2 separate regions of the Mus musculus genome follow, and region 1 is linked to region 2. A link is a loop called in an ENCODE intact Hi-C map of the cell type or tissue named here. Cell type or tissue: left cerebral cortex. All regions are shown on one strand. Each heading gives the region's core, and the rest is flanking DNA. Links, peaks and the distances in the headings are about the cores only. Region 1 holds the start of Gm35116 (a long non-coding RNA gene). Region 2 holds the start of Ednrb (endothelin receptor type B).

What was found. A loop is a pair of places that touch in the nucleus more often than their neighbours do. Peaks named below come from ENCODE experiments on the same cell type or tissue, not always from the same donor. Only the 100,000 strongest peaks of a DNase experiment are listed, where the experiment ranks them.
Region 1: a loop joins it to region 2, with 2.0 times the contacts of the local background. A loop is called at or near these places in 5 of 42 quality-filtered maps.

The regions. Positions count from the first base shown.
Region 1 is chr14:103,770,634-103,787,032 of GRCm38, reverse strand. All of the region lies in intron 1 of Gm35197 (a long non-coding RNA gene), which reads right to left. It overlaps Gm35116 (a long non-coding RNA gene), which reads right to left and starts at 8,114. Exons shown (of 2, transcript XR_874924.1): 1 at 7,928-8,114; 2 at 2,614-4,581. In left cerebral cortex, for the core only: no CTCF peak of the experiment used is centred there; DNase peaks (open chromatin) are centred at 8,246 and 8,821; H3K4me3 peaks cover 1,107 bases; H3K27ac peaks cover 1,664 bases.
Region 2 is chr14:103,836,557-103,852,955 of GRCm38, reverse strand. It overlaps Ednrb (endothelin receptor type B), which reads left to right and starts at 8,480. Exons shown (of 8, transcript NM_001136061.2): 1 at 8,480-8,829; 2 at 9,419-9,962. The coding sequence starts at 9,480. It overlaps Gm35197 (a long non-coding RNA gene), which reads right to left. Exons shown (of 3, transcript XR_383715.2): 2 at 1,087-1,279. In left cerebral cortex, for the core only: a CTCF peak has its summit at 9,120; DNase peaks (open chromatin) are centred at 8,731, 9,328, 9,751 and 12,314; H3K4me3 peaks cover 1,541 bases.

The DNA.
Region 1 (16,399 bases), core at 3,914-11,913, 65 kb after region 2:
CCAGAGTGTGGGTTTATGTTAAAATACCCCATGCTCTGGATGCACAGGGCCACACCTGGATCCCCAAACACCTGCGTGTAATCCGAAACAGCTGGAATAGAGACTTCCAGTAGGCTGAAACTCTGTGTCTGAGTGGTCATCTCTGGTAAGCTCCCCATACTTTACAAAAATAACAGGAATAACTACATGAGTGTACAAATGTATTCATGTTTCGTTTATATTTACAATAGAGAGAATTTGATAAAATTCATCTGTATTCTATGGACAAAATTATCTACTTACGGTCACTTTTACAAATTTGTAAAAAAAATTGTGTTTTTAATTTGCTTAAAGATAATAAAATAACAAATAATCCAATGGGGTATATTGTGTATACTCAACATTTTCTGTACATTTCTTTAGGTTGGGAGGAAGGAAAATATTACTTTCAGTATAATATTAAGGAGAAAACCTAGTTTCCTAATCCATATTTGCACATATGATTTTATAGGAAAAGACATGAAATATGAAAAAGGTGAAGAGCTTTCACAGTTTTATTAGTCACTGTAGTGCGAACTTCCCATGGCCTCAAGTAAGCGTCCCTCCATCCCTCCCAGTGTCAGTCAGGGCTATCTGGTCTAATAGGAGAAAGAGCAGTGCCTATGCCAGGTCTGAGATCTCGCTAAAGCTTTGAGCTTCACACCTGCTCAGTAGAGATTGTCCAACTCCACCTGCAGTCACTTCTGAAAAATGGTCCTGAATCCGTTCACTTGATTTCCTGATTCTTCAATGGTTTAATCTCAAAACCAAATTTTGACTGCCCCAAAATTTTGTGTGCATTGAAATTTTTTATTATTGGAAAATTTTTACTATTCTAAATCCACTAAATTCTCAGAACAGTTTGCTTTGCTTTAAGCTCGTCTTACTATTTTAAAACTGAAGTGATAAACCCTTCCTGCTATTTCTGGCACAATACTTGTAAAAGTCCAATGATTATTTTTGTATATAAAGGAAGATTTTTTTATGTCTCAGGAGGTATAAGAATTATCTGAAATGCAAGATTGGATCTAACTTTTTTATTAAACTTATTAATTGGCACAAATACTTTATCTATTTTTATAAAGCCCAAAACATTAAAACAGGATCAAGTAACATATTAGGTATTAAAAGAGGTACAGGGAGCTAGAGAGGTGTCTCTGTGGTCAAGAGCACTGGCTGCTCTCTCACGGGACCTGGGTATGATTCCCAGGACCCACATTCCAGCTCATAACAGTCTGTAACTCCAGCTCCAGAGGCTCTGAAGCCTGTTCTGTCCTTCAGGGGAACCAAACATGCATCATGTGATGCACAGACATACCACGAAGGTAAAATAACAATGCTCACAAAAATAAACAAATAAATTTTAAAAGGTAAATAAAGTGCAAATAGACTGAATGCTTTATGAACAATAAAAAAGACAAAAATCAATGCATTCTTAATTAAAGTGGAGATAGTTTGCTGACAGATGAAAAAACAGTTTGGCAGATTGAGATAGAAGTCAGCTGTACGTGTCTGCTACGATTATGCTCATAGAAATGACGTAGGTGGGCCGAGTTCTTTGCTCCGTAAGTGGCTTATGCTGAGGCTTACCTGAATCTGCTGTGCTGATGTAAGAGGACCCTGCTCTGGTTCCTAAAAGGATCTACAGTTTATTCCTATCACTGCTAACTTCTGTTATTTACCAAAGTGTCTCACATTTCCGGACTGTCTGTGCCTATAGCAGCCTGGGTAGTACAGGAAGAGGGAGTTTACGGTTTAGGGGAAGCAACAGCTGTTGAATGTCTTAAGGAGGGAACCAAGAACAAAACAGACTTCTGGTGACCATGCAAGCAAGCAAGTCTAAGAGATAAACTCCTGGTGATGTGACTCATTTCTCTTTCAAGTAAACTTTGTAACTTCAGGCCCTCTAATTTTTGGCTAAATATTTAAATGCACCTTTAGTGACACCATCTCTGGACATTAAAACTTAAATTCTCCCAGCTTGCTACAGAGAAACATTAACTTCCAAAAATAACTTTGTTAATTACTTTTATAAGAAGATCTGGCGTGATCCTTTGAAAATAAATATTGTATCCATCAAACTGTCTAATTAGTTTAGACAAGCCATGAGCCATGAACATGTTTGAAAGACCAACATTATGAAAATGTTGGGTTTGCTGAATAATTTGGAGAGGGGATCAACTTGCTTTGCTTTTTGTATTGTTTTGTTTTGCTACTAATAATCATATTTTACTGCATTCCCATAAGACTTGGAATGGTCTAAAATATACGGCCAGGGATCCTTCCATTTTAGTTGAAAAGAAAAATAAATAAAGCAGTTGGGATTAAACATCTTTCAAATATTTTCTTTTTTTTTTTTCTATTTTTTGCATTCGCCTTTTCATTTTTCATTCATCCTTCAAAACCTCTAAGCACGGGCAATAAAAGTATGAGACAATAAGAAAAGAGAGAAGGCAGAAAGGAGAAAAAAGAGCAAAAAGGGAAAGAAGTAGGGAGGAAGCAGAGAGGAAGTAGGGGGAAGTAGGAGGGAGTACTATAGAATTGATTGTCTGCGGAGCCAGGTTTTAGGAGCAGCAGTAACTGATTCCAGCTAAATTAAACAAAAACCAGAAAATTCTTATTGGATGCATAGTGGGGAGTTCACAATATGGTGAGTAAACTTAGACTCCAGGGTCAAAAAGAACAGGAATGAAGAACACCATCAAGGAAACCTCCCGATAGAGATGGTCAGGCTCATAAGCTTTCTGGTCCTTCCACCATGGCATCCTAGATAAAAATACAGAATATAGAGTCAGTACAACCTAGTTTGGGATAAAGTCCTACCCCACAGCTACTGAGGACCCAGGTGCATCATGTCCATGGGGAGATCTGGAGAAAGAAGATGGCGGTACTTGTGGAAGTGATGGAATGATGGAGAAGAGAGTCTGTACAAGAAGAATCCACTTGAGTGGGGAGCAGAGAAGGATTGAGCTCCTTGGGTTTTGTTCATATCCATGAATAAAGCGCATCATATTAGGGGTTCACTTGTCCATCAGGGAAGATTCTTGGCGTAAATGACTGGCAGATAGAGAAGCAAATGTTTCTCAGGAAGTGTAATTTCAGAATAGTAATGTCACCAAAAGATGCATCTTCTCATTTAAAATTCCAACTGGTAGCTAATTTGTGTGTTTGTGGACATTATACATAGAAAAGCAATCAGAATTAAAGTTGTGTGTGAAAGTTATTGTGCAGTTTTGCTTCCTTTATTTAAACTCAATAATGGGACTCAATACCAAAACATTTTGTGCTCCTAAAACTCGGCAAAAAATAATGTTAGTGATAAATCATTTCATAATATACAGATATAAATTGTATCATGCATACACAAAATGGTTTACTCTTTTAATAAATATCCTTTATTTATTTATTTACTTATTTATTTAGGTATTTTTAAGAGTTATGCCAAGACAAGTGTCGATATAAACTGGATGAAATTTTCATACAATTACAACTAGTAGGATCCAGATTCAAATGTTTTTGTTACCTTAGTGTTTTGGAAAATGACTGAAAAAAAAAATCATAGGAATTTTTTCCTAAGTCTTACTGAAATTATAACCTCTGTTTTTACATTTTAAGTATTCTTGAAAAATCCTAAATATTTCTTTCCTCAAATCCAGTTTCTCATATACAAAATTAAAAGAAAGAGAAACTTTCATGAAGATAAGAGAATAATAGTAAGTTATGCCACAAGGAAGTTGCTCTGAAGGCTCTTGTATGTATAAGTAGCAGGACGAAGATGGGAGCTACTTCAACAAAAGGTGAATTAGAGTTTTGGGCAAGCCAAAAACAAACAAGAATTTCATGTCTCCTTGATCTCTAATTATTCTCATTTCATTTCTGATGTTGTGATACAATGTCTGACACCCAGAAACTTAGGGGAGAAAGAGCCCAGGAACCAAACTCTTGATCAAGCACAGGGGGCCTTGATGAGCAGAGACGGTCTATGGTTTTAGAGCTTTATTGTAGAAAGGCAGGGGGAAAGAGAAGGTAGAAAGAGGGAGAGAGGCCATGGAATAACACTGACCACAATGGGCTGTATCTTCCATATCGATTAACGTAAAACAATACCGCCGCCAGACACGCCCACAAGTCAGCTTAATCTAGACAAGCCTTCATGGAGAACATCTTCCAGATGGTTCTACATTGTGTCAACTTGTTGGGCAGTGGGCGTGGGGAAACAAAGGGAGTGGGAGAAGACCCACATCCCGCCAGAGTTTCGGTGCTCTGGGAGGGCAGATGCAGAAGAACTGCCGCATGCTTTCCACGGGGGCCCCAGGTAAGTGTCTGGCTGTGTGAATCCACGGAATCCCAGCTCTGTGGGGGAGGGGGGTGAACAAGGGGCAGTTCTAGGTAACAGGTTCTCAGTCCCAGGCATCCCAGACACTGCTGGACACCATGGAAGACTTGAGATCAGTCATCTCTGGAGCCGAAGGGAGGAGAGGGCAGGGGAGAGGGGGAGCTGGGTAGTCCCCACATGGGCGAGAGTCCTTGGTCCCGTCTGTGGCTGGAGCGTAGGAAGGCCTTCTGGAGGGAAATTAGACGCAACTCATTAGGGGAAATCCTATCCCATCATTCAAACACAGCAGGCTTTGATGAGCAGAGATGGTCTATGGTTTAAGAGCTTTATTGTAGAAAGGCAGGGAGAAAGAGAGAAGGTAGAAGGAGAGAGAAAGAAGTTGGCCATGGCTATGGGGAGAGAAGGGGGATGGGAGGGAGAGAAGGACAGCTAGAGAAGTGAGTAAGAAAGGTGAGAGCTAGATGAAACTTATAGAGGAGAAAGTGGGGAAAAGCCTCAAAGATATGGGCACAGGGGGGAAATTCCTGAATAGAACGGCAATGGCTTGTGCTGTAAGATCGAGAATCAACAAATGGGACCTCATGAAACTGCAAAGCTTCTGTAAGGCAAAAGACACCGCCAATAAGACAAAAAGGCCACCAACAGATTGGGAAAGGATCTTTACTTATCCTAAATCAGATAGGGGACTAATATCCAATATATATAAAGAATTCAAGAAGGTGGACTCCAGAAAATCAAATAACCCCATTAAAAAATGGGGCTCAGAGCTAAACAAAGAATTCTCACCTGAGGAATACCGAATGGCTGAGAAGCACCTGAAAAAATGTTCAGCATCCTTAATCACCAGGGAAATGCAAATCAAAACAACCCTGAGATTCCATCACACACCAGTCAAAATGGCTAAGATCAAAAATTCAGGTGACAGCAGATGCTGGCGAGGATGTGGAGAAAGAGGAACACTCCTCCATTGTTGGTGGGATTGCAAGCTTGTACAACCACTCTGGAAATCAGTCTGGCGGTTCCTCAGAAAATTGGACATAGTACTACTGGAGGATCCCGCAATACCTCTCCTGGGCATATATCCAGAAGATGTTCTAACTGGTAAGAAGGACACATGCTTCACTATGTTCATAGCAGCCTTATTTATAATAGCCAGAAGCTGGAAAGAACCCAGATGCCCCTCAACAGAGGAATGGATACAAAAATTGTGGTACATTTACATAGTGGAGTACTACTCAGCTATTAAAAAGAATTAGTTTATGAAATTCCTAGGCAAATGGTTGGACCTGGAGGGCATCATCCTGAGTGAGGTAAACAATCACAAAAGAACTCAAATGATATGTACTCACTGATAAGTGGATATTAGCCCAGAAACTTAGTATACCCAAGATATAAGAGACAATTTGTAAAACACGTGAAACTGAAGAAGAACGAAGACCAAAGTGTGAACACTTTGCCCCTTCTTAGAATTGGGAACAAAATACCCATGGAAGGAGTTACAGAGACAAAATTTGGAGCTGAGACAAAAGGATGAACCATCTAGAGACTGCCATATCCAGTGATCCATCCCATAATCAGCCTCCAAACGATGACACCATTGCATACACTAGCAAGATTTTGCTGAAAGGACCCTGATATAGCTGTCTCTTGTGAGACTAGGCCGGGGCCTAGCAAACACAGAAGTGGATGCTCACAGTCAGCTATTGGATGGTTCACAGGGCCCCCAATGGAGGAGCTAGAGAAAGTACCCAAGGAGCTAAAGGGATCTGCAACCCTATAGGTGGAACAACATTATGAACTAACCAGTACCCCGGAGCTCTAGACTCTAGCTGCATATGTATCAAAAGATGGCCTAATCGGCCATCACTGGAAAGAGAGGCCCATTGGACATGCAAACTTTATATGCCCCAGCCCAGGGGAATGCCAGGGCCAAAAAGTGGGAGTGGGTGGGTAGGGGAGTAGGTGGGGAGGGTATGGGGGACTTTTGGGATAGCATTGGAAATGTAATTGAGGAAAATACCTAATAAAAAATATTAAAGAGAGAGAGAGAGAGAGAGCAACGAGGGGCCAAGCAGCCCCTTTTATAGTGGGCTAGACTATCTAGCTGTTGCCAGGTAACTATGGGGCAGAGCATACCTGCTATAGTCAGATAACTGTGGGGGTGGAGTCTAGCCAGAATGCCAGAAGCTTGGGACATTGTCTGTGTGACTGATAGTCACACACTTCTCCTGTGGGGGCTGTGGGGGCGTGGGGGCGGGGTGGGGTTGGTGGCGGTAACTTCAACAGGAGCCAGGGGTCCAGGAGACATGATCGAACACCTTCCATCCCGTGTAGGTGTAAGTCACTGCCCATCGGGTTCCCGGAGTTCCAGACCTTTGCTCGACTGGAGACCAGACTGTCTGTGCGCAGCCCACTGCCCCACATCAACTGACAATTTAAAATTAGGCTTCACACTAACCTCCTCCAGCTTCTAGCTTCTAGTTCTCTGACCTTATTAAGTTATTTAATCTCTTTGAGCCTTAATTTCTTTCCTAGAAAAGCGTTCAGTGTAGTTTGGACGAGTTCCTCCCAAGGACTTAATGGATGAAAGTGTGGCCCCCACTCCATTAGGCTAATGGGAAGTAGTAGGCATCTTCAAGAGGCGGGGCCTAATGAGAAGCCTATTGGTCATTGGGCTATGATCTTGAACAGGGTTGTTGGGCTGTGGTCACTTCCACTCTTTTGTGTATCCCTAGCTTCGGGGTACCCATATTTTCTTCCCTACACATTCCTACTATGGTGTTCTGCTTCAGCACGGCCCAAAGTACAACAGAACCAACTGGTCATGTCAAAAGAACCCATTTTTTTAAATTATTATTATTTATTTCAGTAATAGAAAGCTAACTACCACAAATAGAAATAATAATATTGATCACTCCTCAAGATTTTTATGAAGATTAAATACGTAAATGTAACATGTGTGCCATGGTGCCTAGCCTGTTGTAAGTATTGTAGTCATTAAAATTAGTAGCAAGAGACCACAGAAACAAAGATCCTATTTTCAGACTGCGGAACTGTGCTTTGGGTAGCTAGCTACTTAACTATCATATAAAATAGAGGCCGAGCGTAAAAAGCATCAGTGTAAACTTCCCACCCAGTTCTCCTAACCTCGAACCTGGCAGATGGCGCTAAAATAAACAATGAGGGTGCTGGTGAGATTCTCTATACAGACAGATTGTCTCCATTCCAGCATTTAAAGATACTTACAGGGCTAATTTCCTGGTGAGAACCCGGAAAACTCCAACTCTCTTCCTTATTCATTCTACTCTCCCCTCCTCCCCTCTCTAAGACAGACACACACACACACACACACACACACACACACACACACACAAGCAGTACTCCTCACAAGCCATGTAAATGAAAAGAAGCATTTAATAGAATGATAGCCCACCCAAGGGAAAGGGGGAATAAAGAAAGAAAAGAAAGAGAGAAAGAAAAATGAAGAGAAGGGAAATAGGATGAAATCTCTGGGAACCCAATGGCTGTGATTGGTACCACTTTCTACCCTCCCCTCTGCTCTCCACCACTCACAACACGAGGCGATTATCGGTGAGTTCTACCGCAGCGCACCTGCCAGTTTCCTCCAGAGCACATGAAGATGGCCAGAGCGCTACTTATGTAAGAGCTTCTTAGCCTTCTTAGTTTCTCAGACTTCTGAGTCTGAATGAAATCCACAGTCTCTCCCCCTTGCCAACCTTCTCTTTCTGTTTATTTCCAAGAAGAATTAAAGCGCTTTAGCCTGTTTGATTTTGGAAAAGAGTGCCCTTTGATAGAGTGGAGTCCTGTCTTTGACCCCAGCAATCATCATAAGGAGTGTGGCTAGTGCACTTTTAGAGAGCTTGGCAGCCACAAAGCCAATCCATTGTTAAATCAGAACAATAAGGACATTTATCCCCTGAACAAGACAGTATTAGACTCAGCCATTTAGATGGACAGGAACGAACAGGGCACTGACTGTATTTGGCTTGGAAAGAAGTGTCTGAAAATTAATCTTCAACTGGCCGGAGAAAGGGGGATTCCATGCAGCTCAGTTTCGTTTGCCCCAGTGTCCTTTCCGAGAGTGAAACAAAACGTGACTGTAATCGTGGTTTATATTAGCCTTCCGAAGGAAACTTGAGATTAACTGGGAGATTTATTTATTTATTTATTTTTACAGCAAAACCTTCATAGCAAATTCTGTGGGGTAACAGATGCAAAATAAGCCAATAAGCACAGTCAAAACTAATAATCCCAAGGGAGTCGCACCAAGGAGTTCCACACATGCGTTTGCGTTTGCGTGGGAGCTTTGGCAGCTGGAGCCGGGAAGAGTCTCCCTGATGCTTCCCTGCCTGCCGCTGAATCTCCAGAAAGGGAGATGCTGTGTCTTGTCATCACAATACCTCTTTCTGTTAAATGGTTTAAAAAATGTTTGACAAGCTCATTACAAAGCTAGCCAAGGAAGGCTTCTCTTCCCTTCCAGGGATTAGAGTCTGGAAGCCAAGCCGCAACACCGGCCTTTGTCAGCGATTCAGGCCACATTAGCAAACGAAAGCGTTTTACAGACAGACTAGACTCTGAAGGAACACTGGGGCCTTTGTGGCTGCTTCTTCACACGGTGCTAATGGACATTTCACTGAGGGAAAGAGGGTTCACTGAGGGAAAGGGGGTGCTTCCTTGTCCCTCGAACTTTGCTTGTCTTCAGCCTAAGACCCATGCCAACTGAGTTATTTCTGGGGCCAAAGTTTGATTTTTACAAACAATTATTTACAACCTTCATTGTGGTAAGATAGTCCTCTCATCAGATCACAAAAGGCTAATTCTCTGATTTCTAATTAATTGGGAAGAAGTCAGCTAATGTAACAGTCTTTTTCTCAAGTGCGTCCACCTACACAAAGCTGTTAGCCAAACTGCAGCACAAAAAAACAAAAACAAAACAAACAAAAAACAAAAAACAAAAAACAAATACCCAAAGCTTCAGACAATGTCCACTGGGCTCAAATTGAGAATTTCTCCACAAAATGAACAATGCTACAAGAACGGATTCTCAGGCCAGTTCCCCTTTCCTCTTTCACTTGGCTTGCAATTATCTTCCAGAGGGCTAGTTTCTGAAAATTAACCCTTTCTCACCCTTTGCTGCTTCCTTCATGCCCTTACATTCTCTCCCTAGGATTCTAGCAGCTACTGACTGAGCAAGGAAACACCAGTCGTTGCTCATGGCCCTGTGAAACAATCTCCTTTGGAAAAGGTATAGTACCACTCGGTCTGCAAGTTAGTTGTTTGAGTGGATTTTCTCACATCCAAATGCAAGAGTTGACTCACTCTCTCTGGATCACATACTCCTTACAATCTGAAGGCCTGTCATATAACTCGTAGGCACGACATAACTGGATAAGCTCCGTAGTAGTTGAATGACTGGATTGAAACATTACCTTGTAGAACAGCAGTCCCGACCTGTGTGTCATGACCCTCTGGTGGGGCTCTCAATCAGATCTCCTGCATATCAGATATTTACATTGTGATTCATAACAGTAGCAAAATTACAGTAATGAAGTAGCAACACGAATAATTTTATGGTTGGGAGGTCACCACAGCAGAAGGAACTGTATTTAAGTGTCACAGCAATAGGAAGGTTGAGACCACTGCTGTAGAAGGAGGGGGGTGCCAATTTTGTAGCTGTGTCAGTCATGCTGAGGTGGGCTTTGTAGTGAGGAACTACCCTAGTCACTCATGCTTCTAAAAGGAGTCCTCACTGATGAGTTTGTAAGCAATCCCAATGAACTCATCAGCTCAACACGGTGGGCTTGGGTGGAATCAATTCTGAAGTCTGTCACTATTGTTATTGTCTGAGGTGCTAGAAATAACCTCATGAAAAGTGACACAAGAGGAAAAGGAGAAGGGTGGTTTAGTACTTAAGACTGTCACTCGTGCAAGGATTAGAGTTCAATTCCCTGCAGCCCACATTTCCCTCTAACTCTTAGCTCCAGGGAATTGGACATCTGACTCTAGTCTCTGTGGGGACATGTATATACATACACATAAGTAAAAAAAAAAGAAAATAAATCTTCAAAAATAAAAGAAAAAAATCACAAAACTACCATGGGGACATTTAGAAGTTGGATGCAAGACGTCTTATTTGTATATATGTTTTCAGGGTTGGCAATTTGTTATTGAAAAATCAAATGATGTGCTCCTCTGTGGGATACTATTTCCCCTACTTTCAGCATCTTTTAGTTGCCTGTAGTTCTTATGTATAGGGTTGAGGCCTCATGGGCTTTTCCCAGTACAGTTTAGTACGACCATTAGAGTTGTCTCTGTTCAGCCCATGTTTGGACAGTTGTGTTGGTGAGACTTCTTGGGTGTAGCTTCTGGCATTATTAGGAGACATAACCTCACAGCAGAGTTCCTGATATTCTGACCTTGGCAACATCACCACCTCTCCTGCAATGTTCCCGGGGCTTTGGATGCAGGGGTGTTTTGTAGAGGTATCAGCTGGGAATAGTTCTACCACTCTGCATTTTGATTGGTTGTGTTTTTTTCTGTAGTGGTCTCCATCTCTTGCAGAGAGAAGTCTACTTCATGAGGGGTGAAGATTACCCTTATCTGTGGTATAAGGACAAATGTTTAGATTGTTGTTAGGGATTATGCTGGCTTAATAAAGTAGTAAACGGATGTTTTCCACTAATATCTATGTCTTCACTAACACTCACTGAGTAGTTAGCTATACCAATCATAGTTTTCCTCTTGTTGAGCAGGTCTTAAATCCAATTAGAGAGCTGTTGGCTATGTGTTCCACTACTATACCCTTAGGGTTATCATTATACATACAAATAACTGAGTAGGTTATATTTAGGAATGTGTGTGTGTGTGTGTGTGTGTGTGTGTGTGTATTTAATAACAACTAATTTTTAAAGGTCATGGATTTGGAAGAGCAAGGGGCACACAGGAGAGTTTGAAGGGAGGAAAAATGTTATGATATAATCTCAAAATTCTTAAAGCAAAAATATGTAGAAAAATACTTCTTTGACAAACTGTTTATTTGTGACTATTAATTGAAACAGACATTTAATGTTTGTGTGTCCAAACACAATGTACTTTAACTTAATATTCTATAATTATTTTCAGCCTTCTAACAGAATTCAGTCAATTGAATTTCCTTACTTGACCCTATTGCTTGCTCAACTCTCTTAAAAGTTTGCCTAAGATTTCAGAGTCATCTTTAAAATAAATGATTTTACGAAAATGCAATACTTGCAAGAGCTTCCAAAAACAAACTTAGTGGAAGATTCTAGATTTAAAATTTTTCCCCCAAACAGACTTATCTCATTGAATTCAAATTTAAAGTCACTTTTAAAATCCCTCCTCTTTGGGGTGTCTTCTGTGTATTTTCTATCTGCAGTGGAAGGAATGGAGGCACAACTACATGTTGTAAGGGCCACAGCAACAGGCAGAACACCCTTAGTCTCATGAACTTTAACCTTCTCAACTCTGATTTAAAACAAACAAGCAAAAAGATCATTGGGAAAACAATGAAAAATAATTCCAGAACAACCTGGTATGAAGCAGAGTTGAAGTTTATTACTGATTTTAGTCATAGATTTTAATCACAAGGGTTAAGAGAAAGAAATGAAGGCTCAAAATAAAAGATGCACCTCAATGCACAGTGTGGGCTTCCCTGAGAAGATAACAATTGTGTGGGTATCTCAAGGGGTTACTGGGACCTTTTTTCTTCCTCCCTTCCCCTCTTTTTAGCATATAAATGAGATTGAATGGTGGCTCTGGAAGAACCTTGAGTAGGATTATAATTTAATTAAATAAAACCACGGGGGGGGGGGGGGGACACAACTAGGTTACTGGGGGGGGGGGGTCTAGGTGATGGTGAGTTGCTTTCTGGTGAGACTCCTTGGAAACAGCACCTTTACAGCTGGGGTGAGAGGCTTAAGCAAATGTATTTTATGTTGGAATTTTTGCTGTTTGAGAATTTCATACATGCACATAATATGTTTTGATCAAGTCCTATTTTATTCCCCCCACCCCCCACACCACCATGTCCTCTTTTGAAAAGGACATGTGTTCTTTTGAAAAGCTCACGGAGTGAACTTAGAGCTACCTGTTACAGGCATGGCTGTAGGACCATTGACTGGAGCCTAGATAGCCTCTCAGGGGCAGTACACCTAAAGAAAACTGGCTGGCTGTCTTCCCAGCGGCCACCAGCCACCAAAACCTTCTTCACTAAGGGTGGGACTTTATCTGAGTTCATCCGATCCTGGTCTTATTCAGGCAGCCAAAGAGCTCATCTGTGCAACTATCCTATTGAATCTGAAAACACATTTTCATTCTTGCCTGGTAAAAGGTTTCAGCCAAGGCGAGGAGTTCCTTTCCTTCCCATGTCCCTAACTTTCCCTGTCTTTCTCTCCTGCCTCGCTTTCTACAGAAAAACTTGCCTTTCACACTGCATTTGTTTAAATATCTAATTAACTTGTTCAATTATAATGACTATATCCATAGTCAACCATTAAGGAACCTGCACAATCCTTGCAAACGTATACTCCAATGAATGGGGACTGAAGTTGAGCAGTATAGCACCAAGTGGCCTGGCTGCTTTTCTGCCGCACATGAGCAGCCATCAGCATGCTTAGAAAGTTAATGGAGGGTGGTAGCTACACCACCAAGCGTGGAAGCAGAAGCAGTTAGGTCGTCAAGATAGCTTTTAATACATTGCTCAAGCTACTGTATATGACTTGAACTTTCAGTAACGACTAGAGAGTCTGTTCACCTTGTGGCAGACCAGAGGTCAAGGGAGAAGAAGGGACACAGACTGGAATAACCTTTGAATGTGTGTCTTTTCGGCCCTACATCCTCCAGTTAGGACCTACTTGTTAACATTTCCAAAACTTCTCAAAATAGCACCACCAGATAGAGACCACAGAAGTGATATATGAGCCTTGTGAGGATCTTTTATACTCAAATCATAACAAGACAAGGCAGTTTGGAAATGAAGAACAAAGTTAAACAAAATTAGAATCATCTAATTTTGAAGCACTCTCTCTCTCTCTCTCTCTCTCTCTCTCTCTCTCTCTCTCTCTCTCTCTCTCTCTCTCTCCCTAGCTGTGTGTGTGTGTGTGTGTGTGTTTGTGCATGTGTGCACATGTGAGGTTGCATGTATGTGCGTGTGTCTGTCTGTCTTTGTGTGTGTGTTTATGTAGGGTTTTGATAAGTGTTTCAGGCTAGCCTTGAAATCTCTACATAATTCAAGTTGGCACTAAAATCTAGACCCTCACACCTCAATTCCTGAAAATACTGGATAACAGGTTATGTACCACCATGCTTGGCTTATAAGGCTACATGTCAATAGAGTTTTATAGGCATAAGAATAGGCATATAAATCAAGAGAAAATTGTGTGTAGAAGTAAGCACTTGTATTTAAGGTCACCGGCTTTCAACAGACAGTTAGGGAAACTCAATGAGACAAAGTTTGACATAGTTTACAGTAAGTGCAGTGGTTATGAGTGTATATGTACAGGAAAATGGAGAGATATGAGTCCATGCCTATCTCATATCATACAGTTAACAAAACATATCAGATCTGAATGCCAAAACTAGACTATAACAGCTAAAGAAATAGAAACTTCCAGAAACAAGGAAAGCCCTTGTTATCCTAGGTTAGACCAAAATGTCTTACGTAGGACACCAGAAGAGTGATCATTCAGTGAATTGTCCCGGACAAGTAACTCCGTATTTTGAAGTACATGAATTCCACATTTAATGACAGAACAAGGTCTTGACGCTATCTATTTATTTCTGTTTTAAATTAGTTACATAGTATCATTGCATGTGTGAGTGAGTGAGTGTGTGTGTGTGTGTGTGTGTGTGAGAGAGAGAGAGAGAGAGAGAGAGAGAGAGAGAGAGTGCATGTTACACATGGAAGTTCATGATGTAGTGAGAAGCCCTTGCACACACTTACATACACATGCCGAGAGTAGGGGTCATTGACCGAGGTGTGAAGAAATTGAACTGCTTCACAGTGCTGGTTTCAAATACAGGTAAGACACCGTAGAGATGCCTTAAGAAATCACAAATAGACCTACAATGCACTCCATCTATCCCACTACTGAGTATTTAGCTCAAAGAATTAACATCAGGGTCTCAAAAACATTATAGCATTTCTGCACTCATTGGACTTCTATCCAAAGTAGCCAAGGTATAGAAACATAAGGGTTCAGCCACAGATTAATGGAGAAGGAAAACCATCAGGTACATGCAATAGAAGAGAAGCCACATTGACAAACATGGATGAACTGTGAGGTCATGCCAAGAGAAACAAGCTTAGCACAGAGTAAATAAAGTGTGGTTCTATCTGAAAGAGAAATATAAAATATTAACCCTCAAGGAAGCAATGAATAGATGGACAGTCTCCAGAGGATGCAGAGGAGAGGGAACTCACAGGCTTTGTCAGGAAACGCCAGATACAGAAGAGAAATGAATTCTAGAGATACAGTGTGCAACAAGGTATCTCAAGATAATGATATTGTATTTTATACTTTATATTGTATTTTATAGAATAAAATACTTAACAGGACTCATATAAAATGTCTAACGCATTCTGAAAATACATGGATACTTTCTCAGTAAACATAGTCTGAAGCTGAATGATCTGAGTTAACTTAGTGTTTGTTGAGTTGGGAAGATGGCTGAAAGTACTCGCTGTACAAATATGGAGACAGAATTGGCATCACCAGTACACACCTAAGAGGCAGATGTGGGTGCCCATGCTTGTAAAGTCAGCTCTGGATTGGTGTGAGGGAGGAGCCAGGAGTGTCATCACTGGAGCAGCCAGCCCAACCCTGAACAGCTAGCCCAACCCTGAACAGCTAGCCCAACCCTGAGCAGCTAGCCCAACCCTGAGCAGCTAGCCCAACCCTGAGCAGCTAGCCTAACCCTGAGCAGCTAGCCCAACCCTGAGCAGCTAGCCCACCCCTGAGCAGCTAGCCCAACCCTGAGCAGCTAGCCCACCCCTGAGCAGCTAGCCTAACCCTGAGCAGCGAGCTGAAGGTTCCCAGGGACTCTGCCTTAAGGTTAAGAAAAAGTGATAGTTCAGGATGTCTGATTTCTCTTCTGGCCTTTGCATGCTTACTCATTGTTGCTCATACACACACACACACACACACACACACACACACGCTGCATAGGTTCATTCAAAAACTAGTTAATGGGTGTTTGCTGAGTACTAGTCAGCCACCAGGAAGGATTTAAAGATGAGTAAGACAAGAATTTGTCTTCTTAAATTTCAAAATTTCATAATTTCAAAAAGTTTTTAAAAAGAAAATTTCATATTGTTTACCTACAGATGTGTTAGGATACAATGAATGTAATGTTAGAAGATAGATAGATAGATAGATAGATAGATAGATAGATAGATAGATAGATAGATGATAGATGATACGGGGGAGGGGGAGAGACACTGGTGTAGCTAAGGGTAATCTCTCATAGGGTGAGAGGTAGACATAAGGAAATTTTCTCAGAGGATAGCTTTCTAAAAACATAAGTGCCTACCTTGTAGACAATTGGCTGCTGGCTGGGTGTGAGGCCATAAAGTTCTATACTGTGTGATGATCATACTCAGAGCAAAGAATGACAGAGGCTGCAACTATCACCAGAAGACAGGGTGAGATCTGAAGTTATGCATCTCAGGCAAGGATGTTGGAAAATCTCTGCTGAGAGTTTAAGCAGGAGAGTCACACAGCCAGTCTGATGTACTCTATGCACTGAGAAGATGGACAACAATTAAAGGTTCTGGGTAAGTTCTGTCCTTAGACTGGGCGTGAGGAGAGACAGCATGGGCCAGAACTGGTCTTCCTAAAGGGACGCTGTTCTTCAACATGATATTGAAGTCATTTACCGTTCTGTGTCTACACTTCAGCGAGCACCCAGATGTCAGGGGCAGGACCCATTAACGATGCCCTGCGATTATTTGTCTCAGATGCTACTTTAATGGCAATTTTCTTTTCCAGTGGCCCACATTCACTG
Region 2 (16,399 bases), core at 5,171-13,170:
TATGTTTATTCATATTCCACTGACTTCTTTTGTGATTGGGTTACCTCACTAAGGATGATATCCTCCAGATACATCCATTTGTCCAAGAATTTCACAAATTCATTGTTTTTAATAGCTGAGTAGTACTCCATTGTGTAACTGTACCACCATCCCATAAACAGCCACCAAACTCAGACACTATTGCATATGCCAGCAAGATTTTGCTGAAGGGACCCTGATATAGCTGTCTTGTATGAGGCTATGCCAGTGCCGGGCAAATACAGAAGTGGATGCTCACAGTCATCTATAAGATGGAACACAGAAACCCCAGTGGAGAAGCTAGAGAAAGCACCCAAGGAGCTGAAGGGGTCTATAACCCTATAGGTGGAACAACAATATGAACTAACCAGTACCCCCAGAACTCATGTCTCTAGCTGCAAATGTAGCAGAAGATGGCTTAATCGGCCATCATTGGGAAGAGAGGCCCCTTGGTATGGCAAACTTTATATGTCCCAGTACAGGGGAATGCCAGGGCCAAGAAGTGGGAGTGGGTATATAGGGGAGCAGGGCGGGGGGGGGGAGGGTATAGGGAACTTTCAGGATAGTATTTGAAATGTAAATAAAAAATATCTAATAAAAAAAGAAAAAGAAAGAAGGAAAGAAAGAAAGAAAGAAAGAAAGAGAGAGAGAGAGAGAGAGAGAGGGAGGGAGGGAGGGAGGGAGGGAGGGAGGAAGGAAGGAAGGAAGAAAGAAAGAAAGAAAGAAAGAAAGAAAGAAAGAAAGAAAGAAAGAAAGAAAGATGGATGGATGCAGAGCAGCACCACTCAAGTAAGAAATTCCAGGATTCCTGACCAGAGGGACAAAGGTTTGTTATTTAGCATAGTTAACTCTTGCTACCTGGTATTGATTATCAACTGATTCTAGCCCTCAATCTCCTTCCTACCTGCATGGCATTTGTTACCACCCCTTCTTGCATCTCCTCTACAACACAATTCTCTCTTCATTTGAACAGCCTCTGCTAGAGTCTGTCTCCATAGCAGAATCTATTTGTCTTGGCCTTTTCCCACCCTGGCAATTCTCTTCCCTTATCCAGTAGAAAATGCTTACCCTTAAGCAGGCTGAGGTGAGTCCATTTGTTTCAAAATGTGAAATCGCAGTCAAGAGGAAACCAAAAGCAGAGATGGGTGAGAGTGAGAAGAGGGGAGCACGAATGTCCTTCTTCCTGTTGCCAAGGCAAGCACACTTCAAGCTGCACTGCAGTGTGTCTTCATTGCAACCACCAGCTTCTTCCTTTCTTCATCTATGTGAGTGCCAAAGGGAAGGAACAACAAAGAAACAGAATAGTGTAATTCGCATCATAATTTATTTATTTATTCAGGATTCTCCGTTTTATGAAAGGAGTGAAGGAAGGGCAAGAAATCTGTTACTTCAATTCCAAAACATTTAGAGAGATTTGTAATCTGGACCAACCCCATTTTTCTAGTCTTGCTCTTATAATCTACTTATTCTAGAAGACAGCTTGGTTTAAATATGAACAATGTATCTGCTTGTTGTGGCAAATTACTTGGCAAAAGCAATTTTAAAGGAAGATGAGTTTAGGCTTGGCTTACTGTTTTGAGGGGACACAGTCAGTCACATAAGGATGAAGTCATGTGCGTAAGAAATGTGAGGACACTGTATCTGCAATCCAAAATGAGAAAAAGAGGAAAGCTCACACTCAGCTCCTTTTCTTTTCTCATTCTTTTATACCCAATCCTTTTAACTTGCAGCTTCATTGAGGGTCACACATCCATTCTAATTAAACCTCTCAAGAAACTCTAAAAACTCATTCAAAATATATCTCCTAGGTGAGTTTAAATCCAGTAACTTAATAGTGAAGATTAACTATCACAAAATTAATGGAAAAATAATTATGCTATTATTTTTCCTCATTGATATATAATTATTACAAACAATACCAGGTTACATAAGAACTGTTTCAAACGTAGAACAGACTATGTGGATATTGAAAAATTTTGCCCCCCTCTGGATTCCCTGCTGCTGTATCCTATCTGCCTCTCTGCAGGCTATTTGGTACCTACCACCTCAGCAACTCTTCTCTTATGCCAGCCTTGTAGGAAGTGAGTCTCCTATTTTCCCATGAGATCATGTGAGGAGCTTCGTTCAAATAGCCTGATGGCTCATGAAGTCTCTTCAGACTCACTTTCTTCATGGGCAGTACTAGTTCTTTTTCCTTCAGGCCCCAAAGAGAAAAGACTATTTCCTGTGTCTGCACATTAAAGAGACCGAAACCAATCTAATGACGTTGGCACAGCTTTGAAGGTCCCAGTGGTTTCCTGACCTGACAGTGCACCATCCCTCTGAGTTCCTCGTTTTACAGGACTGTACAACTCACTGTTCACACATCGTAGAGTTAATAGAACTTTCAGGAAAATCCCTATTTCCCTTTAAGTTTGGATGCAAGTAGATTCTGCATCTCCTACAGCTCAGCTCCAAGGCACATCTAGAAACCTCTGGGGTGAGGATGCTTGAAACAGATCATATTTAGCATGAGCTGGCCTCATTCCTCCTGAGTCAACCCCGAGTGTCAAGAACACCAGCCTGCATCCCCACTCCTGGCTGCCACAGAACTTCATGGCAAAGGTTTCCACAGAAATGAGATTGAAATGTCTAATTAGTTAAATGTCATTGGACTAAGTAACACAATCCTGCAGAGGAAATTCTTCTTGGTGTCTCCTAGGATACTCTATTCTATACTACAAAGACCTGTTGCTTTCTTTAAATGACAAGCTTCTATTCACCGTTACTTATGCCAAGTTTCACTCTTTCTTCTTTCTAACCTCTGAATGTGGTACACCTCTTTAGTCACTCCTGATATCAGAAGAATGGAATGGGGAAAATGGAAAGGAAAAATAAAAACAATAGCAAAAACTCATTGTAAATTACACACGACTCGAAATGTCTTTCAGTTGGCGCTTTATATGTGATTGAATTGTTCTGACCTCAAGTTACAACAGTGTTTTCTCTATGACTAAATGATATAAAGTTTCATAGATGTCCTATGCCCTTGCAAACACAGAAAGCACAGGTGTACTCACAATGGAATTCTGAATATATTTTTAATATGATGTCAAAGAAGTCTACGCACAGATTAAAATCTATAGACCAAGTCATACATAATTTTCTTTAATAAAATTTGTGTTAAAACGTGTTAAAGAAACACAAAATTATTTAAATACTAGAAAAAATCATTGTGTTCAAATAATTTACAAAGGAAGTGTGGCTTTTCCAATTTTACTATTTCCTATAAGCAGAAAATAAGTGATTGCCTCCTGCAATCACCCAGCCTACCAAAGCTTCATTATATTGGAGGCATAGACTATAGATAGGAACCACTAATCATTGATAAAATTTCAAATCTTAGATTCTCTCTTATGAGCATACCTTTAATTACAAACCACATGCCAACTTCAGAATCTGACCATCTGTATAAAATCAATAAAACGGAATCAATATCATATGGATGTTTTAGCAAAAATAGTACCAAAATCTAAGGAATCAAATTTTGCTATTTTGCAAGAATACATGGAGTTTGAAAGGGGGAAAGTAGAATATATATCTGTAATTACAGCACTCAGGAGAAGGATTGGCCTCTAGTATATACATCTATAATCCCAGCATTCAAGAAGAAGGTTGACACCAGGCTAGTCTACACAGAGAGTTCCAGGCCAGCTGGGCTATATACTAGTCCTACAAAATAGGTTGTTAGGTATATACTGGGGGCAAGGTATACCCATTTCTCAAATGTTTCTAAATTCCCTGCAAGGTGGCTCTGTGAATAAGGAACTTAGCAGGTGACCAAGCTCAAGCCACTGTACCTAGATGGTGAAAAAAACAAAGGACTACAGCAATGTGTCCTCTAACTTTCACACATGCATTGAGGCATATGTGCCCACACACATACGCAGTGCATATATGAACACATAATAAAATAAAATGAAATAATATATTCTTCAACTTGTATACTTATGTCTTCTCTATTTATTTGTTTACAAATTGCACCTTAATTAACAATTAGACTAACACAGCTACACAAGAAAGAAAGAAAGAAAGAAAGAAAGAAAGAAAGAAAGAAGAAAGGAAGGAAGAAAGGATGAAAGGAAGGAAAGAAAGAAAAGGGAGGGAGGGAGGGATGGAGGGAGGGAAGGAGGGAGGGAGGGAGGGAGGGAGGGGTGCTTGCTATTGGTTCATAGGGTCATTTTAAACCTTTTTTATGCTCTTACTTCAACTTCCATTTGATCACAGGCTCTGGTCCCCCAGGGACTGTGTGCAGAGGCAATTGAAGCAGTGCCACCTGGCCTTCTCACACACCTTGTCCCTCAGCACTAGGGTTCAAAATAGGTTTCAAAGGGCGCATCCATATCAAGAGGAGTGTATGAAAGTCTTCGCTTTTTTTGTGGCTAAAAGGCTTTTTCTTTTCTTCTCTCACCAGGGGGAAATGTTTGCCTTGAGCAAGCTCCCCATGGCAAACTTCTTTGAAAAACAAATTCTGAAGTCTATTCAGCCTTGTTTCCAGTTCCTTCTAGCTAAAGCATTTAAAGGAGGTGTTGGGACATCACCCACCACTGCCTTTCTGGGAGGTTATCTGGGCCTACGTGATGCATAGACAGAGTTCCCAGAAGACTTTCTAAGTGTCTTCTGGAAAGTGACTCTTTACATAAAACGATTCTACGTGGAACTTCTCTCCCAGAATAAATCTTTCATAAACACAAAATTGGTTCAACCCTCAAAGTCCTCATAATGTTATATTCTTAAACTTCGGTACATTGCGTTCAATATGCAAATGAAACCTTCACACAACTAGTCAATTCATCTGTAAGTTAATAAGAGTTGTTTTTATAATAACGCAAAAAAGTCTGCGCCTACAGCAGTAGAGCCTAATCCACCAGTGAGACAGCGTGAAGGATCCACGGCTGAGACAAGGAGGAGGAGGAGTGCACTTGGCTATTTGCTCCTTCCGAGTAGATTCCACCATCAGGTGGCTTTCTTTTATCGCAATCTCCTTTTCATTTGTAGTTTTCAATAAGTGCTACTCTCTCTACTGTTTAACAATAATTCCCAGATTATTGAAGCACAAGCCCAGATAAAGCTTCACCCACGGACACTAATCTTTCCCTTGACCCATAGTTGAGTGGTAAACAAATTTTGTGTTTATTAAAGATTTATTCTGGGAGAGAACTTCCATGTGGCATCTTCTTGGAGAGTCACTTTCAAGAAGATACTTACAAAGACTTCTGGGAACTCTGCCTATGCGTCACGTAGACTCAGATAACTTTCCAGAAAGGCAGTGGTAGGAAACCCAGATTTATCTTCGTGTGACTAGGTGATGGCCATTCATGAAGATCAAAGATTTAATCTTTACATTTTACAGTTACCCTTACACAATAAGGTTAAATCTTTAAGGATAACTTTCAGTGAAATGTTACCAATTGTATTACTTAGTTCTCTTTCCAGTTATAAAAAACACCAGGGCCAAGAGTGACTTATGGAAGGAAGAGTTGATTTTTGCCTATGGTTCCAAAAGGAAAGTTCAAAATGGAGGGAAAGGGATTGACTGCTACATGCAGGCAAGCTTGCTGGAACCAAAAGCTGAGCGATCATATATTCAATCAAAAACACAAAGCAGGGAGAGCAAACTGGAATCTGAGCGAGGCTATGTAATCTCAAAGCCCTTCCCTTAATGACATACTTCCTCCAGCAAATTAAAGTTCCCAGAGCCTCCCCACATTGCCACCAACATGGGACTAAGTGTTCAAAGAGATGAGCCTGTGGGGACATTGCCCATTCAAATCACCACACCTATGTGAAAAATGCTCTTCTACCAAAAGGAGATTAAAAATATCTATCTAGTGTGTATGTAATTAAGTTAATCAAAATAGTTAACAAAACCAGTTTGCATAGTGGGGGAATGTGGACTCAAAAGCCTGGCTTAAATCTAGTTTAAATCTAATAATATGACCCAAAGTGAATTTTTGAGATTCACATTCACTACATATAAATCCATGAAGAATAATGCCAACACTGCTGTGAGGGAGTGCGTGAGCTCCTGTGAAGAAAAAGGCCTAATTGGGTGATAGTTCCTAGAGCCAATGGGTAGTTTAATGCGCCCATCATATTGGAATTCAGAGTACAACTGAGAAAAGAAATTACACAGAGCTTAAAATGATTTGGCTATATTCTTGGCCACCAGGAATTAATAAATTAAAATTGAGTAGTTTGAAATCAGTTTAATCATCAACCTATTAAAAAAACTTATATTTTGAGCTCAACTTGTGGCAGGTACTATGATGGTGTAGAGGGAACGCAGCATTCAGTCTCTGGCCTGGTACCAAGGGAATACAGCATTCTTTCAGTCACTGACCCGATACAGAGATCAGATTAGATTAGATTTAGATTCGATTTAGACCAGGCTTTTGAGTCTACATCCTCCCACTATGCAAACTGATTTGGCAAACTATTTTGATGAACTTAATTACATACACACCAGATAGATATTTTTAATAACATTTTGGTAGAAGAGCATTTTACACATGGGTGTGCTGATTTGAATGAGGAATATAATCATAGCATTCATTCAGTCACTGGCCTGGCACAGTTCTTTCACATGACCTTGTCAGTGACCCACACTAACCTCTATAGGTTATTCTACCTTCACTTCTTTTGCGGTGATAAAACACCCTGACTGTAAGCAGCCTCCTCGGGAAGGAAAGGGTGATTTGACTTTCATCACTGAGGGCAAGTCAAGGCATGATCTCAGGCAGCTCACCACATCTCATCCACATATGGCAGAGCAACGTCAATCCATGTGCAGGGTGCTCGCTGCTTATGCCTGACCAGCCTTCTTCATTCTGTACAGTTCAGAGTCCAGCCCAGGAAACAGATGTCCCCTCATGCTCAGTGGGTCTTCCTACCTTAATAAACATTAAGGTGATTCCCCCCTCCCCCTACCTCCACAAACAAGTCCATGGGCCAACCTCACCCAGACAATGTCTCAGGCAGGGACTTTTTTTTATTTATGAGTACACTGTAGATGTCTTTAGACACACCAGAAGGTATCAGATCTCATTACAAATGGTTGTGAGCCACCATGTGGTTGCTGGGAATTGAACTCAAGACCTCTGGAAGATCAGCCAGTGTTCTTAACCTCTGAGCCATCTTGCCAGCCCCTCAAGCAGGGTCTTCTTTAGGATCTCCCCGCAAAGTAATTTCAGGTTGAGGCAAATTGACATGTAAAGCAGCTAGAACGATAGTCAAGTACAAAATTAGCGTTAGTAGTCTACAAGTGCTCTAAAAAACAGGGCAGAGGCACATCTCAGCAGGAATTAGCAGGGACATTCCCATTGCATGGAAGACACACTAATAGAGATGATGAGAAAGAGAGAGGTAGAGAAGAAAGCCTGAGTGAAAGTGACTTGTGTCAAAGGGACAGGTTCAAAACTGCCCTTGGAGCAGGCACATCCTTACTGAAGCACACAAAGAATTCCTTATTGCACAACACTGTATGTTGGCACGAAAGTCCACGTGAAGCAGTTCCATGCTGACCTTGTCTTCACTGAGGCAGGAGGATAAACATTGTCTTCAAAACAACCTGATTTGGAATTGGTGCTCATGCCCAGGCCATAGTTCCCATCCCTTAGACTTAACTACAGTCCACATTTAAAGTTCACCTTTTAACATACACGCGCACGTTCTGCTTCCAGCTTCATGGGAAACATTTGATAGGCGTTGCCCATCTAAGATGCAAATCCTAGTTGTACAATGAACTAGCTGGGAGACAAAGGGGGTCTAGAGGATGACCTCCTCTGCAGGCACAGCAGGATCTTGCTGATAGCAGAATAATGCACCTCACCCACCACTCTGCGCAACGGAAGATCCCTAGCATTCCCTTCTCTACCATAAAGACAGAAGCCAAGAATGACAGGGAGAGTTCATTTCCTTGCTCTGTCTGGTAAAATAAGCGTCAGGTTGAATTTGTAAATAGGCTTCCTGAGTATTTTCCTGTCTTCTGCCTCAGGTCCCTTTAGGCAACAGTAGAAAGACCCCTAGTAATGGCACCTCAGTACACAGGAAGAGGGATCTACAGGGCACAGAGAGAGATCTACAGGGCCTTTTGGTCCTTTGGGTGGGCAGTCCCTCTGCCGAAGAAGAAAGCGTCCCGCCCTGCATGCTGGCTTAAAACTTAAGGGCAAAACAAAACAAAACAAAACAAAATCAAAAAACAAGAACAAACGAAAGACAACTTCCCCAAACCAAGCAGATTTCGGGAATCACTACAGGACATTTGTGTGAACAGTCGGAGTATTCAAAGTCCAGGTTGATACAGAACCTTCTCTCCTAGGTTCCAGATCCCAGGTTGTCATGGGATATGTTAGTTTCTTCGTTGAGTAAGAAATAAACAGCTTTATGTGAGACACAACTCTGAACTAGGACTGCCCCTCCCAGCGGTCAGCTGGGGCTGATACTGTCCAGGCGTCGCCCAAGGGAAAAGGTTGTGGCAAGGTCGCTCAGAAAACGCGGGAGGAGTCTGGCGTTGATTGATGCTGGGAAGGGACCGAATGAATAAAAGTACTTGTCTGGGGACAGCAAAGACCCCGCTCAAGCTGCTGAGGATCCGCTGCCTGGCATTCTCTCGGTCTTTTGTCAGAGCCAGAGCTGCATTCAGTTGCGAGAGGCCTGTTTAGGAGCAGCTGGACGCCTGCTGAGAGCCGCAAGCTCCCTAGGGCAGTTGACAACCTGGGAAGGAGGTTCCCTGCTCGTGGCGCTGCTCCTGGTGCTTCCAATCCGCACGAGGTAACGAACCATCCTGGTTTAGCTTTGAATTAACATCTGTGGCTGAACCGTGCTTTGGGGCTTCCGCTTTGCTTAGTGGTTCGGGGGTTTTTTAATTAGTAAAACTTACACACGACAGCGATTTAAACCGAGATTGGGTTGTAAGGCGAGTGTTTGAAGTCACTGGGACAGCACAGAAGTTGGTGCTGATCTGTTATTCTCTCGGTTCTTGGCTGAGTGCATTGACGTATGCCCTTGGCCGCTAGGTGCCTTCACTCCGGGTCCCCAAGCTTAGCTAAAATTGGGCTTGCTTCTTCCCGGCACATACGAGTGTTCTTTCATTGGGACACGCACCCTCCCCAGTCTGGAACACCCCCTGCCCGAATGCTCCTCCCCACCGACTGGTCTACGGCAGGGCTGGGGATTAAAACTCTGCGAGCAGGGTCCGGGAGGAGACTGAATGCAGACCAGCGGGTGGCGTGCGCCCAAGTTCCCCACTGGCGCGCAAACTTAACTTACTGTTAAGGCGCGGGTAGAGGCAACCGGGCTAGTGTGTTTTCAGAGGCTTGGCTGGGGTAGCTGACTTAAGTGTCCTGTCTTCACTCCCCAGTTGGTCTCCAGACTGAAAACAGCAGAGCGGCTACCAGACTCTCACAGGAGCAAGCTGTAACATGCAATCGCCCGCAAGCCGGTGCGGACGCGCCTTGGTGGCGCTGCTGCTGGCCTGTGGCTTCTTGGGGGTATGGGGAGAGAAAAGAGGATTCCCACCTGCCCAAGCCACGCTGTCACTTCTCGGGACTAAAGAGGTAATGACGCCACCCACTAAGACCTCCTGGACCAGAGGTTCCAACTCCAGTCTGATGCGTTCCTCCGCACCTGCGGAGGTGACCAAAGGAGGGAGGGGGGCTGGAGTCCCGCCAAGATCCTTCCCTCCTCCGTGCCAACGAAATATTGAGATCAGCAAGACTTTTAAATACATCAACACGATTGTGTCGTGCCTCGTGTTCGTGCTAGGCATCATCGGGAACTCCACGCTGCTAAGAATCATCTACAAGAACAAGTGCATGCGCAATGGTCCCAATATCTTGATCGCCAGTCTGGCTCTGGGAGACCTACTGCACATCATCATAGACATACCCATTAACACCTACAAGGTAATGTACCTGATAACGAACGATCTGAGGATCTGGAAACCAAAGGTGGGGTTGTAAGCTGAGTGGTAAAGTGGCAATCTTTAAAGTATTGGTGGTGGTGGGGGGGGGGGGTTAGACACTTTCTCAAGGAGACTGCTCCTCTGCCAATAGTGACAATTGAATTTGAACGAGATTTTCCTGCGGGTTTTCTTAGCCTCTGACAAGTGTAGCTTTCCAGGTAGTGACATTGTTACTATTGGAGATCTGTTAGGAAAGAAGAATTCAGATTCCCTGACCCAGGGTCACTGAATCAGAAGCTCTGGTGAAGATGACAGCAGTGATACATTTTAAAAATCCTTTGTAACTATGACAACATTTAACAGTTGGGAATCACAAGCCTGGAAGTCAGTCTTTCTAGGCACAACCTCTTAAAAGTATGGTCCCCAAAGTGGGATCATGAATATCGTCTGGGAGTTTGTGAGGAGTGCAAATCTGCCCCAAACAGAGTTTGCATCTTGGGTGTACAGATGATTCATGGGTAAGGTAACTTTGGAAAACATGGTTTTCAGGACCCAGAAAGCCTGTCAGTAAGATTTTAGGAAACAATTGGCTTAGGCTAAAGGGGCCTAGAATGGTAAGTAAAAATGTATTTCCTTGATTCGAGTGGCCTTGGATACTCTTCATGGAATTAGTGTCCTGGTCCAAGTGTCAGGTTAGATGCATGACTTCCTTTATCCATTGTGGCAACCCACACATTGGCAGTTATTGCCATTTTACACGTATAATAAGATGTTCAAGGGCCCTCCATGAGTTCAAGGTAGAAAGCAGGCTCTAGTACCTCAGATTCCCAGATGTAAGCTTTGCGACATTATCTCTGATATTTCATGGTAATGCATAAGACACGGTCAGGACAGTGGAGAACTCCGTAATAAAGTCAGTAAAATTGTCAGTAGTAAGCAATATGGTGGTTTGCACAGCTATCAGAAGAAATAGGCTCAGAGAAGAAATCGGCTCAGAGGACAAGGCAGGACATGTACATCCACGCTGTTGACTCCAGGTGGTTTTAGAAGTCAGTACAGCATCCTGGCATGGGGGTCTCCTTCTCTTCTATTTCCCGATGCAGCTTCTAGTGCCCACCTAGGGGGTGTTTGTGATGTTAATAAAAACAGACTGACTGGGCAGTGGTGGCACACACCTTTAATCCCAGCACTTGGGAGGCAGAGACAGGTGGATTTCTGAGTTCGAGGCCAGCCTGGTCTACAGAATGAGTACCAGCACAGCCAAGACTACACAAAGAAACTCTGTCTCGAAAAACCAAAAATAAAATAAAATAAAATATTTTAAAAAACCAGACCGAATAAAAGGTCCAAAAATGTTTAGAGTTGTGCAACTATGTAGCACTTCTTCCCACTGCCATCAATAGAAAGTCACACATAAACACCATACAGGTATAAAGGAATGAGAATGTACTTTGTCCACTTGCCAAAGACCAACCCAAGCCTCTGTGCTATGCAAGGAGCTGAGAGTATTAGGATGGGGAAGGTCGGAGAGCGCTCTGTAACCATAATGACATGAGTGGTTACCTTAAGGCAGCCTTTGAGATTGCTCTTCATTGGTCCCTGGGAATCCTGACCCCAGTAGCCACATTTTAAGGGAACTCCAGACATTTCTGAGACTTAGAGATGGGACATAGATTAGGATCCAAACCCTGGAGAGAAACACTACCAGAAATACAAAGGAGAAATGCTAAAACTCTGGGACAGCAATCACCTTTGATGGCCTCTGAGAATTTGCCTGGAGACATATAAGCTGAGAAGTTCTTTACATGTGATCAGAGGTGGCCCCCTTTTTTAGAGTAGCAAGATGGATCTTTCTTTCCATGGTGGCCAATGAAAACAGTCCAGTTCAGCTCTTCCAAACTGAACTGGGAAGCTTTACAGTAGAAAATGTAAAATAACTGAATCAGATTCCTCCCCAAAGAGAAGATTATAATCTACTTTTGCTAGCTTTGCGCAGAAAGTCCACAGAATTCTGTTTTGGGCAGGCTTCATTGACCTACACATTGAACCAAGCTAGAAACTCCTTATGTCAGCCAGCCATTGAACTGTTGAGTGAAAGGCAGAGTTTAGAACCTCATCTTCCCGTGTGTTCCCACTAGACCACATATAAGTTGATTCTTCCTGGACCATGGTACTTTCTGCCTGGTCAAATGACTATTTGGATTTTCCTGGTGAATATCTGACTGAGCACTGCTGGTCTCCTTTCCAGTTCCTCTATTATTTCCCTGGGAAGTCACATTCTTTACCCCAAAGCTATTCAATGCACTAAAGCTCACTCCTAGAACCGACTGATGAGTCACTAAACTTAGTCATCTACATCTGTCTGAAAGAAACTCAAGTCATCAGCTTAGGTCCCACAGGCAGGAGTGTCAACATGATCTCCTGCAAACCCACAGTGTTGCCTTGGATTTGGTTTGAGGCTGTAACAGTGGCCTCTGTTTCTGGGGCATTATGAACTCATTTTATTCATTATATTACTCAGATAAAGTTACACAGAATGTATGGCTCTCAACCCCGATTTAAGTCACCGAGGAAGTGAAGACCTTATTTGCCCAATATCACAGCGCTGGAAAGTGATTCCTCTTGACTTGAACCCAGTGTATCTGGTCCTAGAACCAGTAGCCTTCCCTATCACACTGCATCAAGAGTGCTAAGGCACAGCTCGCCCTTTTTCCAGCCTGAGCTTCATCAGGACCTCAGCTTGAGTACTTGTGACTCATGGTCGTATTAAGTAAAGACCCAGGCTAAACCTTTTCAGAATTCATCTGAAATGTCAGATTTGCAGCCTGGAAGTCCTCTTGGATAGTCTAGATTATACAGTATAGTGGATAGTCTAGATTATACAGTATAGTGGATAGTCTAGATTATACAGTATAGTGGATAGTCTAGATTATACAGTATAGTGGATAGTCTAGATTATACAGTATAGTGGATAGTCTAGATTATATAGTGGATAGTCTAGATTATACAGTATAGTGGATAGTCTAGATTATATAGTGGATAGTCTAGATTATACAGTATAGTGGATAGTCTAGATTATACAGTATAGTGGATAGTCTAGATTATATAGTGGATAGTCTAGATTATACAGTATAGTGGATAGTCTAGATTATACAGTGTAGTGGATGCTATCCTAAAGTCTATTTACCAGAACACCTGAGACGAGTTAAAAGTCATTTGAGTCCCCTAAATAACTGTAGCTATCTGTAACTTTTACAAATACGTTTTTAGAGCTTTAGAACATTGGGCATTATAATTGCAAATGAATAATTTTAGTGAGTTACGGATGCTATTGTAGATGGCGTCTAAAGGGATAGCTTTGAATTGCTAAGCAAGCAAGTCTCTAACTCTTTGACAGCCTGTTAAGCCCCTCTGGAATCAGACTCCATCAGCACTTCTATTACTATGCCCTAGAAGGTCAGAAGTGTCCCTCTGAATCTCTCACATTCATCTGAAGGTCAATTATGTAGAGTTCAGTGATGCTGACAAGTCACACCATGTCACAGCTCCTGTCAATCCTTAAAAGTTGTCTAAAATACAGGTGGCATCTTGCATGAAGTCTTATCTGCAAGGAGCTGACTACCTTATGAAATCTGCCCACCCCGCCTCACCCTGCTTGCCCCACCCCGCCCCACCCTGCCCTGCCCTCCTCTGTCCTGCCATGCTTCTTCTCAGAATCTGGGTCTCTAGAAACTTAGTTGGAGCCATTCTGTGGTGTCCTCCATCAAGAGGACCCTGTGTTGATGGCGAGGGAAGAGTCTCAGGACAGCAAGCAAGTTGCAGATACTAAACACTTTTAACACTCATGTAAATTATGTGTGAAACAATAAATCTTCTGAATCTTTCACATTAGGATGCCTGGGCTATGCTTACATTGAAGAACATAAAAAACAGTCGAAAGCGGGGGAAATCCAACCATCCACAGTGTGTATTTTTAATATGACACACGGATACAATACCAAATGTTATGTGACTTCGTAGATAAGTAAGTAGACAGATAACATCTGGCCCTGGTCTTGGTGCATAGTAAGCAAATAATAAAAAGCTATCAGAATGTTTGCATTCCTGTGTTAAAATAAGAAGGGAAGCTGATGTTTGGAGTGTTCTTCTTTTTCAGTTTTTGTCATTACAAACATGACTACAAGCATCATAATACATACACACACACACATTTGCACACATGTGTATGTCTAACCTTATCTAAAGGATACATCTTCAAACTTCAAGTGCTAAGTCAAAGAGTGTATGTACTTGCAGCTGATATAAGTGATGTCACATTATGTTATTACTGTACCCTTGGTTCTGATCACTACCTTCGATATATCTCCAGGCACATATCATATCTTAACATCTGGGTTATGTTTTTGAGTCACCATGTCCATGATGATATGACATGGTGTATATATGTACAGTGGACTAAAAGCTACTATTCAAATCCCCAGCGTAAGGCTTAATCTCTCCCTATTCACAAGCTACTTATATACTTCCTACTTATAAAATGATGGAGGCATCTACTTAGTTGCAAATAAAAGCCATAGTGTCTGACTACTGAGCTGTGGTAGCCCAAACATCAAAGCTGTGTAGGAAAGTTGAGAGTACATCTGGATACTAACGTACTGTAGGATTACTGGTCGTCTGGATTGTTACATTGACTTGATTCAGCTCAACAGTAATACTTTTAAAAGACTGAAGACTCCTGGGCATAAATTTTTAAGTTCTTGAGAAAATAATGAGCTTTGGAATTAATTGTTTTGCTTAAAGATATAAGTCTCTTCTGTGTTGTACTTATAAGAATAACTGAGTATGTATAATTCTCAATAGCTTCCTTTTTTGTGTAACCAAGTTGAACTTTTTCAGACCAGGTTGCAAACTGGAAGGTAGGTTGGATTTCTCCATTAACTATTGTGATAAGGATCTAAATGTAGTCCACGTGCACTGTGGTCAAACTTAATCGAGGAAAACGCTGGGGTGCTGTTGTGCAGTCTTGCTGTTGTTGAGACTTTGTGTGCCACCACCATAGAGAGAACTATGGATGCATAACCCTGCTAGACAACATTCCTGATCTTTAACATTTAACCTGCTAGGTTGGAACACACTTAGCATTAAAATGCAGGCATGTCAAAATGTAGCAGTGCTACCCTGAGCCCAAAAATTAGTTTTGAAAGAGATGACCTTGGCAGGTAGGCAGGCATTTTCTGTTTGTGACATTATCAATTATCCTTGTGGGCTAGCTCTCTTTTCTCACTATCCCTGCATAGATCCCTTGCGGCTCTTGACAGCTTTGAGTAAAATTAACTAATTAGAAAAGTAAATATTGAGAGACCAGCATCAGAGTTACCTCCCAGTGAAGCTTAAGGGTACACACACACACACACACACACACACACACACACACCAATACAAGAGTGGTCAGCATCACTGGCAGGGCAGTATCATCCTCCAAATTTAGCAACAATGCTCTCATTACCAGTCCAGTAACTGAGATATGTCAGTTATATCTTAATTGTGATTAAAGACACAGAAATGGCAGAAACATTTTGTGCCAAAAGTGAAACCAAGGTTATCTTTGATATTTGCATTTAAAGTTAAAAGAAGTATAAACAAAAACAAACAAACAAACAAAACAAACAAAAAAACCCCAAAGTGTCAAAAATTAAAAGTACATGAAAATTATTCTCTTTGAAAAGGAGCAAGTGGGAAGGCTATTGTGTCTGGGTGACGTGGGATCTATTAACAAACATCTTGATGTTCTGATGTCCATTCAGCATAGCAGCTGCAGCAGCCAGTGACAGATCAATGGCTGTACACACGTGATGTCCTGCATAGGCTATCATCAGATCATGGGCCATTCCTCTTTACAGTTTTACAGATGTCTAAGTAGAACCAGTGGGAAAGCCTTGCCCTTCTGTTTGAGGGTGTTGGCCAAACCAAATAACAGATCAATAGCAGATTCAAGTAACCCAAAAACTTGAGACACAGTGTCCCCACTGTTTCGCATGTTGGATGCAAATTCTTGTGGCAAAATGGTTAGCAAACACTGGGAGCTGCACAGTGAAAAATTATGTTTGCCTTTGATCTGACACATGAACACTCCACGAATCGAAGCCCCTAAAAAGGTTAAGTAAAGTTTCTTGGGATGTTGTGTGGCTTTGCCTCTCAAGGGTTTCACATTTTTTTTTCTTTCCTTGCTCACATAGAGTGAGTTGTTCAAAACTGAAAATATTTCCATCGTTGTACAAAATGATGGCATGGCATGCTCCTGTGTCAGGGCCAGGAAACCCTGTTCTTCATTTCACAAGGAAAACCGTATAAGGTTATCCCTGTGTGGCTAATAGGCTGTAGTTGATTCTTTTTAGAGAAACATGTCAAATGTTAATAAATGATTAAGTGATTTAGAGT